Linked DNA regions of Homo sapiens: region 2 is linked to region 1. The links are chromatin contacts, found by Hi-C or POLR2A ChIA-PET in ENCODE. All regions are on one chromosome and are shown on one strand. The core of a region is the stretch at or near the end of the contact, and the rest is flanking DNA. Distances in the headings are between cores, read along the strand shown. Region 1 overlaps MAST4 (microtubule associated serine/threonine kinase family member 4). Region 2 has its middle 22 kb from the start of TILRLS.

Region 1 (4,009 bases), core at 1,088-3,587:
AGCCTGACCAACATGGAGAAACCCTATCTTTACTAAAAATACAAAATTAGCCAGGCCTGGTTGCACATGCCTGTAATCCCAGCTACCTGGGAGGCTGAGGCAGGAGAATCACTTGAACCTGGGAGGTAGAGGTTGCAGTGAGCCGAGATCGTGCCATTGCACTCCAGCCTGGGCAACAAGAGTGAAACTGTGTCTCAAAAAACAACAAAAAAAGAGAACAATAGCAGTAAGGAAATATTACATAATTTTGATTCACCCATCTGATCGGATATATTGCTCAGCCAGTAAAAATCATGTTTTTAAAGATTATTTAATGATAAAGGGAAAATTTTTCCAAATTATATAATGTGCAATGAAAAAGCAACATAAAGCTGTAAATAAACTGAGATTTAAATTAGTTATAAAGCATGTGTACATATGTGCCTATTTACACATGCGTGAGAAAAAACCAGCAGGAAATATACTGAAATATGACTAGTGGTTGGGTGGTAAGCTTCTTAATTTTTTTTTAATACTTTCCTATTATCTTCTTACTGTAGCATGGATTACTTCCCAAATCAAGGGGGAAGGTAGATGCTATCTTTAAGACAGTCATTCCCTGTCTTTTCAGTCCTCTGCTGCCACCATACCTAACTCCCCCCAACTCCCCTTCACTTGGTACCATGTTGAGCTGAGCTCTAGGTATCTTCCAGGCATGGGCCTTTAAAAAGATCCTTTTCCTTGTACCTCTTGTACTTTCATGGTAATCGGGGCCATCTGTGACCTTGAAAGGACAGGTTTCTCCCCTGGTTATTATGAAATTCAGGAAGGGTAATTGATGCCAGGGACTACCCACCTGCCCTGGGCCCCCCTCGGCCTGACTGCTGACTCCACGCTCAGTTCCATCCCTAGAGGCTGCCCAGCAAGCCCCTTCCCAGGATTGAGAGAAAGGACACCGAAACTCACAGAAATTACCTTACCCTGTATGACCTGGTTAAAAAGAGGTTTCCTACTGGCTGGCATAAATGTTCCAGCTCTGCAAACTGATAGGTTTTATGGTGATAGAAAAGGAGCCTTTTAAAATAATTAAAAATAAAAGTCTCATTCGGTTTTGTTACTCTACAATTTTTAGGCCAAAGGAAAAACACAAAAAGGAGAAAAAAGAAAAATCAACCAAGAGCAGCCAGCCACTGGGAACATTAATACTTAATACCTGTGGAAGAAGTAGTTATCTTATTTATAGTGTTCTTTCCTTGTGTTGCACTGGGTGCAAAAGGCTTTACAGACTTGCTCTCATGTGATCCTCAAATGAGCCCCAGGAGATAGGTAGGATTATATTGTTAATTGGTACAGGAAGTTGAGGGTAGGGAGGGTAGCAGCCTGGTAAGGGCACAGTGCTTGGATTTGAACTCAGATCTGTGGACTCCAGAACTCACCCTCGTAAAGAAACTTCATATTTTGCCTTCCACCCAGTTTGTATTCTGGCAGGACTTCTTTGATTGAAGGGTTATTTAGAAACAGAAGGCCTTTTATATGTATGTTCCTTTCTATTTGTATTTGTCTATGAATCTCTCATCTCTGTTCTGATCTTGCTTCATCACAGCATTTCCCTTTAATGCCACCTCATCTTTTCTTTAGAGTGGGAATAAGGTGTCAATCACTACTACCCCATTTGAAAACACATCAATCAAAACTGGACCAGCCAGGAGAAACAGCTATAAGAGCCGGATGGTGAGGCGGAGCAAGAAATCCAAGAAGAAAGAAAGTCTCGAAAGGTTAGTAAAATCAGTATTCTTTTTAAGTTTGGTGTATACCTATGTTGGGGAAAAGTTACCCCTTAATTAAATGCTTATATATGAAGAAGATCTATTTTTCTGTGAGAAATTTTATGTTATGGTTCACATATATGTATACATTAAAATCCATATTCATAATAGCATCAACTTCCATAGTAAAAGGATTTACATATTTACATTGTGGAAGGATTCAGATTGTTTTTTATCATGTGTGAATGTCAGGAAAAGCCCTTTGCTGTTTTTTAAGCCTCTTCACTTGATTTCAGTTGAGTTGGATTGAGGAACTGGATCTTCAGGTGGTTTTTAACATTAAATCTACATTTAAAATGTCCTTTACGTTATCAAAAAACAAACAGTTGCTATTTTTAAAATGCCAGATATTCTAAAATTACTGTTACCTTTAAAGGTTCCGAATAAGCCTAGAAATAAAAGGGCTTTGTTTTACTCACTGAAAAACGAACTAGCTTATATACTTTTGTAGCCTGGGAAGCACTGATCAGTATCTTTTTGTGCTGCTTGCAGACACTAGCAAGAGGTATGTGTTTCTGGCAGGGCTGTTTCTTGCCAGGCAGCTCTCTGGGTGTGCCTCCTTTGCAATGCCACAGCATTTCTTTACTCAATTGGGCCTGATGAGTCACATCATATTAAAAGGATTTTTGATGATAGAAATGTAGAAAAACAAGCAAACGAAAAGCCATGTATTAACTCTGGGGGGAAAAAAAGTTATACAAGAAAGGAACAGAATTATGTTTCATATGGCCCAGCTGTGAACAATATTTATAATATAAGATAAAATACCGGCCGTTTTTCTAACCAAAAATTTTGCTTTCGCTATATTGGGAAGAATAGAAAAGGGGAAATATATTTGGTTGCAAGGTAGAAGGTGGTTGTATAAGAGCTTAATTATCATCTTTCATAGTAGAAAATCAACAGGTAATTTCTAAAACTGAAAAACTAAAAAATAGCAGTGTACAAACATTTAGCAATATGTAGACAAATGGGAGAAGAAACAGGTAAAAGAATACAAAGCGACTTCTTTGGGGAGTAGAGAAAAATTCGAGTAGAGGAGTTGCTGTTTTTCATTGTATGTTTATAGAAGTATTTGACTTTTTCACCCAAGTACATTTATTACTCTGATTAAAATTACACACACATAAGATCTTCTTTATTATTATGCTTTATATTTTGGCTGTGCTTTAAATCATTTAGAACAAATTGTTTCAAGGGCTAGCAACCAGAAACTTTGTTTTAAGCTTATGTGGAGTGGGTTAGATCTTACCATATATAGGCTTATATGGTAAAAGAACTTTGCACAGCCCGATGCCCTGCTAAGGTGTCAGAAGCTGTGCTTTTGCCTTAAGATGTGCTCATTGAGTACCAAATCCACATTTGCTTCTGCTGCAGTACAGTGTCTGCTGCCCTGCTGATACGATACGCTTCAGCTTCACCTTTCTCGGTTTTTTCTATGTCGTTGTACAGCCTGCATTGTTGTTAGGAATATTCAAGAGCCCACAATGGAATAAGCACAGCAAATAGCCCTTCATTGGCCTCTGCCCAGCCTATCACCATTAAAGAATTTGATTTCCAATACAATGGTTTTGCTTCCAGAGGTTTACTTTGTATTATCTCTTAGTTAAGTTGTGTCTGCATATTTAGGGGTAGGTACTCAGAAGCTTTCAAGCAAAGAGCATCCTCCTCATATACCTAACAAGTAAATGAATGTATTTTTAATGCATTTTATATTTTTCCTATTTTTCCAACTCTTCTTAAGTGTTTGGAATTGAGAGAGGCTCCATTGTCTACTATTAAATACTCTTCCTTTACATGTCATAAGAAGGTTTCTAATAGGAAAGTGGTGTTCTGCTCTTTAATAGGATCTGCTGTTGTATCCCTGTCCCTCACACGGAGTTATTGAGCTGAGCACAATGGTATTTTGGGGAGGCAGCAATAGTTCTGAAAGAAGACTGAACAATTTTTTCCTGTTTTTCTGTAGGAGGAGATCTCTTTTCAAAAAGCTAGCCAAGCAGCCTTCTCCTTTACTCCACACCAGCCGAAGTTTCTCCTGCTTGAACAGATCCCTGTCATCGGGTGAGAGCCTCCCAGGTTCCCCCACTCATAGCTTGTCTCCCCGGTCTCCAACACCAAGCTACCGCTCCACCCCTGACTTCCCATCTGGTGAGTGAGTCTCCTGGTCTAAACAGCAGAGGGGAGGGGAGGTAAAGTCATGTGAGGTC
Region 2 (4,009 bases), core at 721-3,220, 85 kb after region 1:
ATTGAAGTTATGACAATTTCTGTTTGATGGTCACTAACAGGCTATTGGGTCTTAGAAAGTCAAAGCTACCATCTAGCCTGGTGGTAAGGTGAGCTGTTGCATCACAGTCCCCATGACTTGGCTTCTTTCCAGACCTGGGTATGCTCAGATCTCCAGCAGCCAGGAGAGTGGGCCTGGCTCCCACAGTACTCCAGTTTCCAAAAGGAATCACACATTCCCTTCCTGTGCAGATAAAAGAACAATTGGACCATGAGAGAACTTACTGGAAAGTAATGCAGGATCACCAGGAAGGAACAGGAATTCACTCCTCGGTCACAGTCTTCATAGTCTGATTGGGAGTCAATCAGGTCTAAAAAGGTCAGTGAGAATGTATGTCTGACTTTGGCAGGCTTCCAGCGCCTTACAGTCATGGAATAGTTTGTTGGGTTGTAGTTTTTTCCAGAGCCTATTCAGAGCTTCCTTTGGCTGCTCTATCCATGTCGGCTTCCTCACACCGCCACCCCACCACTATTTTCCCCTCACTTATTGTCTGTCAATGCAAAGCTATTGTTCCCGTTAACTAAAATCACCAATAAACAAATATTTTTTTTCTCTCCATTTCATCTTCCATAAAACTTGACTTTCAGGTCCTTTCCCCTGTACCCTCGTCTCTGGGAGCTGGTCCCAGGTCTCAGGCCCTAGAAAGCAAACATCTTCCATAAAAGGTCAGTGCAGAGAGTTTAGGTGAAACCTTATGCTGATGCAAATGGGCTAGATGATTGCTCTGGTGATTGTGTAGATTAATGTGTGTACATGTGTGTGTGTACGTGTGTGTCTGTGTGTCTGATTCTGACCTTTAAATTAGGCTTCTTCCCTGGGCCCCTGCTGAAGGAATTTCTTTCAGCAGCCTGGGTGCCATTGGTTAGCCTCCAGGTAGACATTATCTCTTCATTGTTGTCAAGTCTTCATTCTGTCCCTCCCATTTTTCACCATGTGAATCCACCTTATGATCTGTTTCAAAGTTGAACAAGATGAGAACTTTCAAAGGCTGGATGAAGAATGGAATTTTCAATGAATTTAATGACCTAATTCTCAAAAAGGTACATACAAAAAAAAAAAATTAAAAAGATATCTGCAGTTACTTGTTCTTTTTTTTTTTTTTTTGCCCTGATTGCATCATCTCTAAAGTTGCCTTTCTTGATGATCAACTGGCGAGATCTGTAAAGGGGCATAAGTTGCTAATGGGTCCTTGGAGTTGAAGTGATTTAGGGAAAAAAAATCCTACATTATTATTATTTTCCCCAAGTAGCACTCTGATGCCTGGGGAGAGGGATGCTGGTAGCTGTGTGAGAAGCGGCAGAAATGAGGAAGGAAGGAAGGAAGGAAGGAAGGAAGGAAGGAAGGAAGGAGGGAGGGAATATTTGATTATTTCTTCATAAACAACCAATTCCTTTAGCACCTGCTATGGTTCCTGCCGCTGTGAGAGGAATATCAATGGCTTCAATATTCCATTGTTTGTGACTGAGAAGCATTTGCCTGCTGTACTGGGCTGCTTAGTTTTTTCAGACTGGCCACAAGGCAGAAAATGTGGCAGATATATAAAAGGAAAATGTTGGCCAACATGCCCTACATCAGGTGAGTTTTCTGTCTAAAGCCCATTTTGGAGTTACTGCCTCTCCCCTTTTTGTTTCTTCACAGCCTTTTGTTGATTTTTAGTTACATTTCTTTCCCCTGATGAGTGGCATACCCTTAAGTGTGCAGGTTCTACTGTTCTGCTCACATTAACACTTCTGTTAGTTTTTTTGTAATAGCCTACTTTGTTTTGATAAAATCATTACTTTCTTCAGCAACACTAATGCAAAGGAATGATTCATGAATACAAATGAAAGAAACAGCTCACAAAACAGGAGAAAAGGTGAGGAAAGAGAAGTTATGTTGGGTACTTGAAGTAGATCATTACCACCAGGTGGCGCTATTAAAACACCTCATTTTAAAATCCTAAACAGGGTTGCAAATAAGGAAAATGCAAAATTAGAGTCCTTCACAGAGAAAATACTTTTTATCAAAGAGAGACAGAGTGTGCGTGTGTGTGTGTATGTGTGTGTGTGTTTAGAACATAATTGTTTTAGGAAGAAGTAAATATTATGGGAAGTGGTGATACTTTTTAGAAAGGTGGCTCACAATTGATATTCTTGTAAGTTAAATACTAAAGCTTTTGAATATAAATATATTTAATTCCAGCTAGACCTTTTCTAGAATCTTCTGAAGCATGACATTGTAGACATCAGAAAGATGGTTTACTTTTACCATTCCACAACCCACTTTCATTCTACATAGAGAGCTTGCACAGTGGGGGCATTTATGTGAAAACAATTAGTACCCCATTAGGGGAAACATGAAGCCTGCAGGTCTGAGATGTTCTTGACTGCTTTGGGAACTTGGCATGTAGAAAGCTGGTAAATTAATACTCCGTGGAAGAGGATTCTTTACTTTAAAACATGTTGTCTATTATGTGACTCCGTGCTGCTGGTACCATTGTTATTTAAAGTAGACATTTTCATGTTTGTGCATTCTGTATGTGCATAGGGTATCCATTTACTGACAGAGAGATGAAAAGCTGATAATTCACATGTTTGTACATCAAAGATAGGGTGTTGATATAATGGTCCAGATAATCTTACACTTGAAGAAAGGCCAGGAGTAGAAAGTGATCTAACACAAAAAAGCATTAACGCCCTGAATTTTACATTGATTCTCCCTTATTTCAGCCCCAGAGCAACTCTCTGAATCAGATGATGCTGATAACTCCATTCTTAAGGCGAGGCTCCAGGAAGTTAAATAAGTTGTCAGTTGTCACAAAGCCACACTATATGACAGAATCAGGAGTTAAGCTCAGAAATTATTCCAGGGAGAAAAAATGCAATAAAATGAAAGGGAAAAGGCCTACGTTGTTTTGCAGTTTGTATTTAGATAAAATACTGTGGATAGCTTTGAAAGAAAGTGGAAAGAGACATACATATATATATTCATTCTACTTTTCTTATGTAATTTTTATCAATTCTATCTCAGCATACTATAACATATTCCATCATCCACAAAGCAGGAAGCCTGGGAAGACTGCTGGGTTTTTCTATACCTGGGGAAGAAAATACAAGTTGCTCATGAAAGTTGTAGCTGTGATAGCTCCCACATAATTCACACTACAGAGGCATTGACCCAGCTGGAAATGCAATGCATTATATAGAAATCAGCTGGTCCCTGCCTGGAAGAATATATGTTAATGGGAATATGTGACTCCAAGGAGAGTGCCTGGTATATACTAGACATTCAACATGTTGGCAGGATCTGAGCCTACAGCAATATAAAACCGACAACTTTATATTGTTTTGAAGTATCTGATGAACTCTTTATTTCTTGTTTCTAATTGAATTGTATTTAGATAGCGGTTTTTAGCCAAATTTTGCAGAGACGCTTCTGTATCCACCTGGGAAGTTATATGGGGGAAAGATTGTGTATAGGGGGCAGTGGTGTGTGTGGTGGGGGAGTGGGCTTCGCCATCCACCCTAGCTTATGTTAGAGCAGGTGGGCTATTTCTAATACATGCGACATTTCTAATACTGTGCTTGCATATTTTGAGTACTTAATTTTGATGTCAAGTCCTATAATACATCAGGGATTTAAGTGATTTATTTGAAACAATTCGTCACTTAAAAGATTATACTTAAAAGATTCAGATCCTTTATGATTTTTTAAAAATGATAAAAGATCCCCTGTGTTCTATGGTTATCAGAATTGAAGGTGATACAATATCTGAAAAGAAAAGAAATCATTATACGTCTCAGAGAGAAGTGTCACAAAGGAAATTTAATTCCTAATTTGATAAAAATGAAAAGAATCTGATTCTTTGATGATAAATCTTGAATCAGCTGGAGGCTGATTAATATATATAGAAGTAAGAGCAACTAAAAAGTGTTTTGACAGAAGCAGAAGACCTGGGGCTTATGTTGAAGTTTCTGATTATGTCCTCTAA

Evidence for each region. Hi-C counts contacts between places; a loop is a spot of excess contacts on that map. ChIA-PET counts read pairs that join two places held with the same protein, here RNA polymerase II (POLR2A). Pooled maps may share reads with other maps.
Region 2: a loop to region 1 is called in a pooled map, with 2.8 times the contacts of the local background. The contact joins two enhancer-like sites. A Hi-C loop is called at or near these places in 1 of 37 single-sample maps with no recorded cell type and 8 of 50 pooled maps. POLR2A ChIA-PET finds 5 or more read pairs at or near these places in 2 of 52 experiments (CD4-positive, alpha-beta T cell and MCF 10A).

What each region holds. Positions count from the first base shown.
Region 1 is chr5:67,158,839-67,162,847 of GRCh38, forward strand. MAST4 (microtubule associated serine/threonine kinase family member 4) reads left to right here. Exons shown (of 29, transcript NM_001164664.2): 27 at 1,618-1,754; 28 at 3,769-3,950. Among named protein-coding and RNA genes, the nearest start is that of CD180, 36 kb to the right of the region's middle. Within about 2 kb of position 2,338, at least 9 of the 41 ENCODE cell types and tissues checked have a DNase peak (open chromatin) inside an H3K27ac peak, as active enhancers do.
Region 2 is chr5:67,244,306-67,248,314 of GRCh38, forward strand. No RefSeq gene overlaps it. Among named protein-coding and RNA genes, the nearest start is that of TILRLS, 22 kb to the right of the region's middle. Within about 2 kb of position 1,971, at least 2 of the 41 ENCODE cell types and tissues checked have a DNase peak (open chromatin) inside an H3K27ac peak, as active enhancers do.